2 separate regions of the Homo sapiens genome follow, and region 1 is linked to region 2. Evidence: read pairs that join two places in POLR2A ChIA-PET (ENCODE). Cell type or tissue: B cell. All regions are shown on one strand.

Region 1 (4,000 bases), 1.2 Mb before region 2:
TTATGCATCATTATATTCTCATGTGTCTGGCACATGCTTAATAAATATTTCTTAAATGAAGCTTGAGTGAAAGGATTTCTCTCATTGACACGATCTCTTTGTAAAGTGTGAAATTCATAAGTGATTGACATCACCATTCCTCAACTCACCCCAAATCATTTCTTCCCCCAACCAGAATGCTGTCATACAGTATAACAAACCACGACAGAAGAATTCCACGGTCTCCCATGTTCCTGGCCCAGCACCTCACCTGCCACTCACCTGTGGTTACTGCAGAGCTCCAATCTGCTTTAGCCGCGTCAGCAGTTCCCCACTCTGTTGCAAAGAGACTAGATCACTGCATCCGCCTATACAATCTTTACCAATAAAGACTCGAGGCACCTAAAAAAGCACACGACCCAGGACATTACTACATTACTAGATTAGACAGAACATTTCTATCCTACCACTAAATATTTCCCGTGATTCCAAACTTTTCAAATCACTTTAAAACCTCCTTATGTATATGCTCACAGGACAGGACTTCCTTTCTGTTATAAGGGGTAACATTATTAACTCGAGAATGTTTTTACGCCAGAAGAGTTTTCAAGTTGTGTGCTATGCATGAGCTTGTCCAACTTGTCAAAGGGATTTAAAAATTTCACTCTACAGAAACATGTTTCAGAAGGAGAATTCTGATTGGCTGCAGTCAGACCACCTAGATTGAACTCTGCTTTCTCTGCATCAGGGACCACACCTAAGATTGTAAACTGGGTCACAGCAATCAGGAAGGAAGGAGTTCGTTTCTAAATACAGCTGGAAAAGTATTTGCATTACGTCTCTGATTTTTCAGGTCCATGGTTTATTAAGTACAATCATCTCTCTGTGTTGTTAAAACACAGGTGAGGGCCAGGCACAGTGGCTCATGAATGTAATCCTACTACTTTTGTGAGGCTGAGGTGGGAGGGTCGCTTGAGCCCAGGAGTTCAAGACTAGCCTAGGTAACATCGTGAGACCCCGTCTCTACAAAAAATACAAAAATTAGCCAGGCATGGCGGTGCATGCCTGTAGTCCCAGCTACTCAGGAGGCTGAAGTGGAAGGATTGCTTTGGCCCGGGAGGTCGAGGCTGCAGTAAGCTGTGATGGTGCCATTGCACTCACACCTGGACGACAGAGCAAAACAAAGAAAGCAAAACAAAGCAACACAAGTGAGCTCTGTCCTCAACCAGGGGGGTGTAGTGGTGTTTGAGTCTCCTTTAATCGCTGGTCCATCATAAGATGGTTAACTCACCCCGGATGAGGGTGCGTCACCCACGCCAAGCCACAGTCATGACACCTGCTGAATAGGCTCCTCTCTAGTTACACACTTCCTCCCTGCTGCTAGGAGCAGACACATTCCAGAATTCCAGAGGGCTTTTAGAATCGCGAGGGAGGAGGAAATACCCTCAACGTGGCTGAATTTATAGGCCAGGAGTGTTCCACCAAGGCTGCCTGGCAGTGAAGAAAAAAGCCCCATGGAGGTCACCGCGTCATCAGAGCCAGCGGGCCTCTCCCCGAGTACCAGGAACGCACTGGAGGGGAGGGAGAGGTGGAGGCAGAAAGCAATGAGACTATTTTTCAAAGCTTTGGGCTTTCCTCAGAAAGCATAATAATTGGAGCAAATTGTCCAAAAAGTGAGAAAGGTGAGAAAAGGGGCTTCATTATTGTGGATAAGTTCTTACAGCACTTTTATTAAAAAGGGGGTCTGGGTGAAGGTAGGCATTAAAAATAAAGTCTAAAAATTAAAAACAAATCTTGCACATTTCCATGGCTATTCCCTGTGCTCTCACAGGATAACTGAGGCTTTGAAAACCCACAGCCCTGGAGCTGCCCCCCAGCCTCCTGAGATGACCCTGAAATGTGACCAGGCTGCTCCCAGCGTGGAGTTTTGTGCTCAGTGTCTGGCAAAGAAGCGAAAGGCTCCTTTACCCTCACACCCATCCTCTAGTCTGGACAACTGCAAAACTGCCATAAATCGTATCAGTGAATGGTACCCCTAACGGGAGCTGAATGGCAGGCTGTACAGACGGCACGGGGGTGCTGTGGCAGTGAAACCAAAGCAAGAAGTACTGTTGATAAAGTTGAGCAAAGAAGAGGAAATACCCTGTGCTGCTTCCCCTCCTGTCCCTTCCCGTCCCAGCCTCCTCTTTAGAGGAACTTGAGAGTCCGCTACTGTCAAGGAGAGGAAAGAACTGCCACCCCAAAACGAGTTTGGTAATCCTGTGGTTCTTATTCTCCTGCACTAGGTTTCCCCAGCCTCAGCCAGGCAACATCTCCTGTACGCTAGCTAGGGTTACACAAATGCAACTACTCAAAAGCAATTTCTCAACACTCCTCGGCTACCTCCCTGGTATAAGCCACCTTCATCTGTCACCTGAATAACTACTATAGCCTCCCAATGTCTCCCAGCTTCAACCTTCACCTTTGCCCTACTGTCTCTTCTCCCCACAGCTGCCAGAGTGGCCCTTTCAAAATGGGGTCAGATCAAGTGACTCGTCTGCTCAGCACCCACCAGGGGCATCTCATCTCACACCGAGTACCAGTCACAGTTCTTCCAAGCTCCTATTAGCTCTCAGACCTCACCTCCACTAACTCTCCTACTGGCTCACAGTGCTGCAACTATACTGGCTTCCTTACTATTCCACAAACCTGCCAGGCAAACGTCTACCCCAGGACCTTTGCATTCACTCTACCTGTAAATTGTGTACACCCATCTCCCTCAGCTCCTATAGATATCTGCTCGAATGTTCCCTTCTCAGTGAGACCCAATGGCTCCATTTAAAACTGGACCCTGATGCTTCCTCCCTACCTTTCCTACTTTTCCTCATAGCACGTGCCACTTACCAACTCCCAACATACTGTTTTATTACTGTATTTGTTTGTCTCCCCCACTAGAATATAGGTTCAACAAAGGCAGAAGGGTTTTTTTCATGGCAGAAAAGGCAGAATTTTTTCCCCAATGTACATAAAAGTGTCTGGTACATAGTAGGTGCTTAAAAATATTTGTTGCATCCAGTAAAATCATCATTCAAATGCGAAGGAGAAATACTTTCTAAGGTAAACAAAACTTGAGGGAATGTGTTACCAATGGAATCACCTTGCAAGAAATGCCCAAAGAAGTTCTTCAGAGAGAAGGGAAATGATATAGTTCAGAAACTCAGATCTATGTAAAGAAAAGTGCATTAGAGGAGAAATAAATGAAGGCACTAATTTAGGAGCTGTGACTATAGCAAAACAAAAACAGGTTTTACCAAGTACATGGCTTGATTGAAGCCACTAACTTTCCATAATCATGTCCTGCTGATTACCTACTAGATACAGCTACTTTATAGAATAATTAAGACTGCAGGATCAGGCCGGGCGCCGTGGCTCACGCCTGTAATCCCAGCACTTTGGGAGGCTGAGGCGGGTGGATCACGAGGTCAGGAGATTGAGACCATCCTGGCTAACACAGTGAAAACCCGTCTCTACTAAACATACAAAAAATTAGCCAGGCATGGTGGCAGACGCCTGTAGTCCCAGCTACTCGAGAGGCTGAGACAGGAGAATAGCGTGAACCCGGGAGGTGGAGCTTGCAGTGAGCTGAGATTGCGCCATTGCACTCCAGCCTGGGCACAGAGGGAGACTCCGTCTCAAAAAAAAAAAAAAAAAAAAAAAAACCCTCGGGAGCTTTCAGACCCTTTGAATACAAACACTTCCCTGTTGGGGATCAAACATGCAGCTTTAAAAGGCTTGTTCTTCCCCTAGGAGGAATGCACTCAGAATTCAAGAATCTGTGAAAAACATTTTTCTAAAAATGAAAAACAGGCTTGTTGAGGTGGATCACATCTGTAATCCCAGCACTCTGGGAAGCTGAGGTGGGAGGATAGCTTGAGGCCAGGAGTTCAAGACCAGCCTGGGTAACATAACAAGACCCCCATCTGTACAAAAACTTAAAAAATTAGCTGGGTATGATGGCTCATGCCTGTAGTCCCAGCCACGG
Region 2 (4,000 bases):
CACTGCTACTGACATAGTTAAGAACTTTATCTTGACTGTTATTGCCATTATAGTGACAGTCTAACTCACTGCTTCTCACATTATCTGAGCTGAAGAACCAGGGTTTATTGTTTCTGTTTTTTTAATTTTTAATCTGTTGCAGAAATTTTGTAGCATATAAAAAAATTAATTAGAAAAATGAAATGAAAAAAGACATACAAAAATAGCTCAGTTTTATACATTATTAAATTCAATACACATAAAAATTACTCTGTCAAATTGTCATAAAAGTTTTTGGGTACTAATAGTCTATGTATATCCTGTCCCAGATGGGTCACACTTTTGCACATTGGCACTGGTCCACAAACAACATTGAGGAATGCTAGTTCACAGTATCTGATGAAAAGAAATGTCTTCAGTTCTCTTAGATTATAACCACATGGGCCTATGTTATTTAAAACTGAAACATTTCAGTAGAAGGTTCTTTGCTTTGACTTATAGATAGCTTCTATATGTGGATTTAAGAGGTTTTAGAAAATTCCCTGTTTCTTTAGGATCCCTTCTTTCAGTAGGAATAAATCCCATCGAGCAAGGGGTAATCATGTGTTATGTTACAATTTAATGCCAAAATCAAAGTGTACTGACTTAAGAATCAAATCAACATTTTCTTAAATAGGCTTGAAGTACCTTCATGTATCTTCATGGGATACCTGTAATAAAAGTGATTTTCCCTGATTTGATATATTTAACTTGATATGATTGTGCATACAAAAAAAAAACTGTGCTTCTATATTGCACAGTGAAATATAGCAAATGGGTTGATGTGATCTCCATTTCTGAAAGATTAAAATTCTACGTTGGTATTATTCTGACTGGGAGTGAAATAATAAAAGTAAGTTATTTGGATTTAGGCAGGCATCTGACTAAGCCCTTGTCAGAAGATTTGAAATTAATGACATGCAGACAGGAGATACCAAATTGTCAAACTGTAGAATATCTCTTGGCTTTAAATGGCATGGCAGAAGAATAAAAAAACACAGCAACAAAGTTCTAAGGGGACAGAATTGAGAGATTGGAATGCTCTAAATATTAAGCTGAGATTGTACCTGGAGTTAGTTCAGAAATATAGTAAATAAAACCATGCTGTACAGAACCCATTGTTGTCTGCAGTAGGCCTGACACAGAACAAAACACATGGGGCAAATGCCTGAGAGCATAATCTTCCCATGTGTGGTAAAAAAGTCAAAAAAGGCCTTTTTAGACATTTTTAAATTAAAAAAAAAAATTAAGCTAGTCTACAGCAGTGTGCCAGGAACCAAAAAACTACTACAGAAACTTTCTAATCATTAAGAGTTTTAAAAGCAATTTTAAAAAATTGAATACAGCAATATTTGCTCTGTTAATGAAGTGTATGACCCAAAACACTATTAACTATCAAAACAGAACATACTTTTTTTTTTTAACAAGAAATTGGGGCACTATAGGAAGTTTAGGAGATTATATTCCCAAAAGCAGTATGTTAGAACCCTTCTTCTTTCATAGTAGATGGGTAGATGGCAGAATGCTAAACTCATACCTAGAAAATGATTAGAAGTTTTATTCAAATAAAAATTTTAAAGTAGCATAACTTGTATACAGTTCAGGTTGGAGAGGAGTCAGGAAAAGGTAACCTCATTGTGATCCATATGCTCCCCAAAGCAGAAATGGGTGAAGTGAAATGAAAAGAAAGTTTATTTTTTAAAGGTAATAAAGACAAAGGAAAAACAAAAAAACATAACTTTTCTTAATTTGTGTTGTAGCAAGTTAAGCTGAGGTACGGAATACCAGGTGGATGGGCATGGGAAAGGGAGATGATGACACTGCAAGCAGAGGGAAGAGAAAAGAAAAAGAGACATGTGGAGGATAGCGTGGAATAGCTGCCTGGCCTGTGCTCAAAATAGTAAGCAGTTTGGGATGGCCAGAGCATACTCAGGAATGGTATTTAGTGCTGGCTGGGATCTGACCATGGAAGATGCTTATACCAGTGCCTCTCAAACTTAAGTGCACGTGAGCACCCGAGGATTTGTTAAAATTCGTATTCTAGGTGGAGACTTCAGAGGCTGCGTTTCTAACAAGCTGCAATGTGATGCAAATGCTGCAGGGTCACAGGCCACACTGAACAGCAAAACTGCAAATTTTATCCTAATATTTATCAATAATATGTTTTATGGATGAAGAGTTTCCACCATTACAGTGTTTGTTGAATAGCACAAAATACATAGCATTTATCTTAAGCTAGATATTCAGTAGTTTTTTGTAAGCTTTGCTCTCCTGATGGTGAAATAATACTCTTAGCAACTTCATTGCCAGGTATGAAATAAATAATTCAGGGCTCTCATCTTTTATTGAATTAGTTTGAGTAGAGGGATGCAATATAATGAAAAGAGCATAAACTTTTGAATCAAATTTTTAGACCTGTGCTTTAATATCAGTTTTATGACTAAATAGCTGTGTGACTTTATGAAGACGAATTAATCTATTTCTCTTTTTCTATTTTCTCATGTCTAAAATAGAATACTTGCCATTTTATAGGATTGTTGTAAGGGTTAGAAATGATAGGTATAAAGTATCTTCCCTTGTAGGGAAGATTAGTGGAGGTTTCAATTTGATAACTTTTGAGATCCCTTAAAAACTAAAATTGTATGAATTTTAAATAAAAAACATTGAACGATCTAATCCTAGGAAGTACTGATATATGGGGGATTATCGACCCTTCTACTTCTAGAGTCTTTTTTCTCAGTGATTTTGGCAAATCGGAAGGTGTGGTTTGTTGTAGTTTGTAAAAGCTCCCACTGAGATCCACTAACACTCATGGTGTGCAGTATGGTTGTTTCCCATGGAAATATGTTGTACTTCTGAAAGCCATGGAAGCATGAAAAACAGATTGAATTATAATTTTATCTGACTTTTATTGTCTTTTGATCTTTTTAAAAATCATTTCTTGCTTATGGAAATTTCCCATATAATTTGCTGCTTCCCATTTGCTGTGGGACAGAAACATTCCTCTTTCAGGGGAAAACAATAACCCATCCTGTTGCTTAGCCATACTCAATCTTAGAAATGGGCATACCAGCTTGTGGTGCTCCCTAGAGAGAATGAGACTCAGGGATGAGACCCACAAATACCTTGGAAGCAGATTTGAGGCCTGTTGGACAGAAATTCTGGGATTGCAGTGCCCAAACCCTAGAAGGGGAACCGTGGACTGTAGGTGGGCACATCCCTTTGATCCTACTGACTCCTCGCCTGGTGGGGACAGACATAGTCAGAGGAATGCCAAAACAGTGCCCTCTCAAGCCCAGGGCAGGGTCCCAGGTTGTGGGGCAGGAGTATATTAAGGAAATTAGTATATTATCTCAGCTAACTTTTTAAAAATATAATAGCCTGTTTATTTAGCTTTCTTGTTTCATAACTGTGGTATACTTTTATTTATGTTTTAGTTTTTAATGGATGACTCAATGGTATAAACATCTTATTTAATTCAGTAGCTCTGAGATGGAAATAAGTCTTAGTGACTTAAAAAAATTCTTAGTTTAAATGTGGTCTAGGTAGAAGACATGTTATTAATATTATGAGCTTTTTTTTTTCTAACTCTGTGCCTTGTTCTTATGTTTTGGTTTTTTAGATCGGCTTCAGCTCCCCAGGAATATGATTGAAAACAGCATGTTTGAGGAAGAACCAGATGTGGTGGATTTAGCCAAAGAGCCTTGTTTACATCCTCTAGAGCCTGATGAGGTGGAATATGAGCCCCGGGGTTCCCGACTGCTGGTGCGGGGTCTTGGTGAGCATGAGATGGAGGAGGATGAAGAGGATTATGAGTCATCAGCAAAGCTGCTGGGCATGTCCTTCATGAATAGAAGCTCAGGCCTTCGGAACAGTGCAACTGGTTACAGGCAGAGCCCAGATGGGGCTTGTTCAGTACCCTCTGCAAGGACCATGGTGGTCTGTGCTTTTGTCATCGTGGTTGCTGTTTCTGTAATCATGG

What was found. Peaks named below come from ENCODE experiments on the same cell type or tissue, not always from the same donor. Only the 100,000 strongest peaks of a DNase experiment are listed, where the experiment ranks them.
Region 1: POLR2A ChIA-PET joins it to region 2 with 7 read pairs; 1 of 35 experiments calls an interaction of 5 or more read pairs at or near these places.

What each region holds. Positions count from the first base shown.
Region 1 is chr5:95,816,246-95,820,245 of GRCh38, forward strand. It overlaps GLRX (glutaredoxin), which reads right to left. Exons shown (of 3, transcript NM_001118890.2): 2 at 262-381. The coding sequence ends at 268. Among named protein-coding and RNA genes, the nearest start is that of GLRX, 4.5 kb to the right of the region's middle. In B cell, no CTCF peak of the experiment used is centred here; a DNase peak (open chromatin) is centred at 2,136; H3K4me3 peaks cover 1,655 bases; H3K27ac peaks cover 3,496 bases.
Region 2 is chr5:96,975,498-96,979,497 of GRCh38, forward strand. LNPEP (leucyl and cystinyl aminopeptidase) reads left to right here. Exons shown (of 18, transcript NM_005575.3): 2 at 3,641-4,000. Among named protein-coding and RNA genes, the nearest start is that of LNPEP, 41 kb to the left of the region's middle. In B cell, no CTCF peak of the experiment used is centred here; no DNase peak of the experiment used is centred here; H3K27ac peaks cover 480 bases.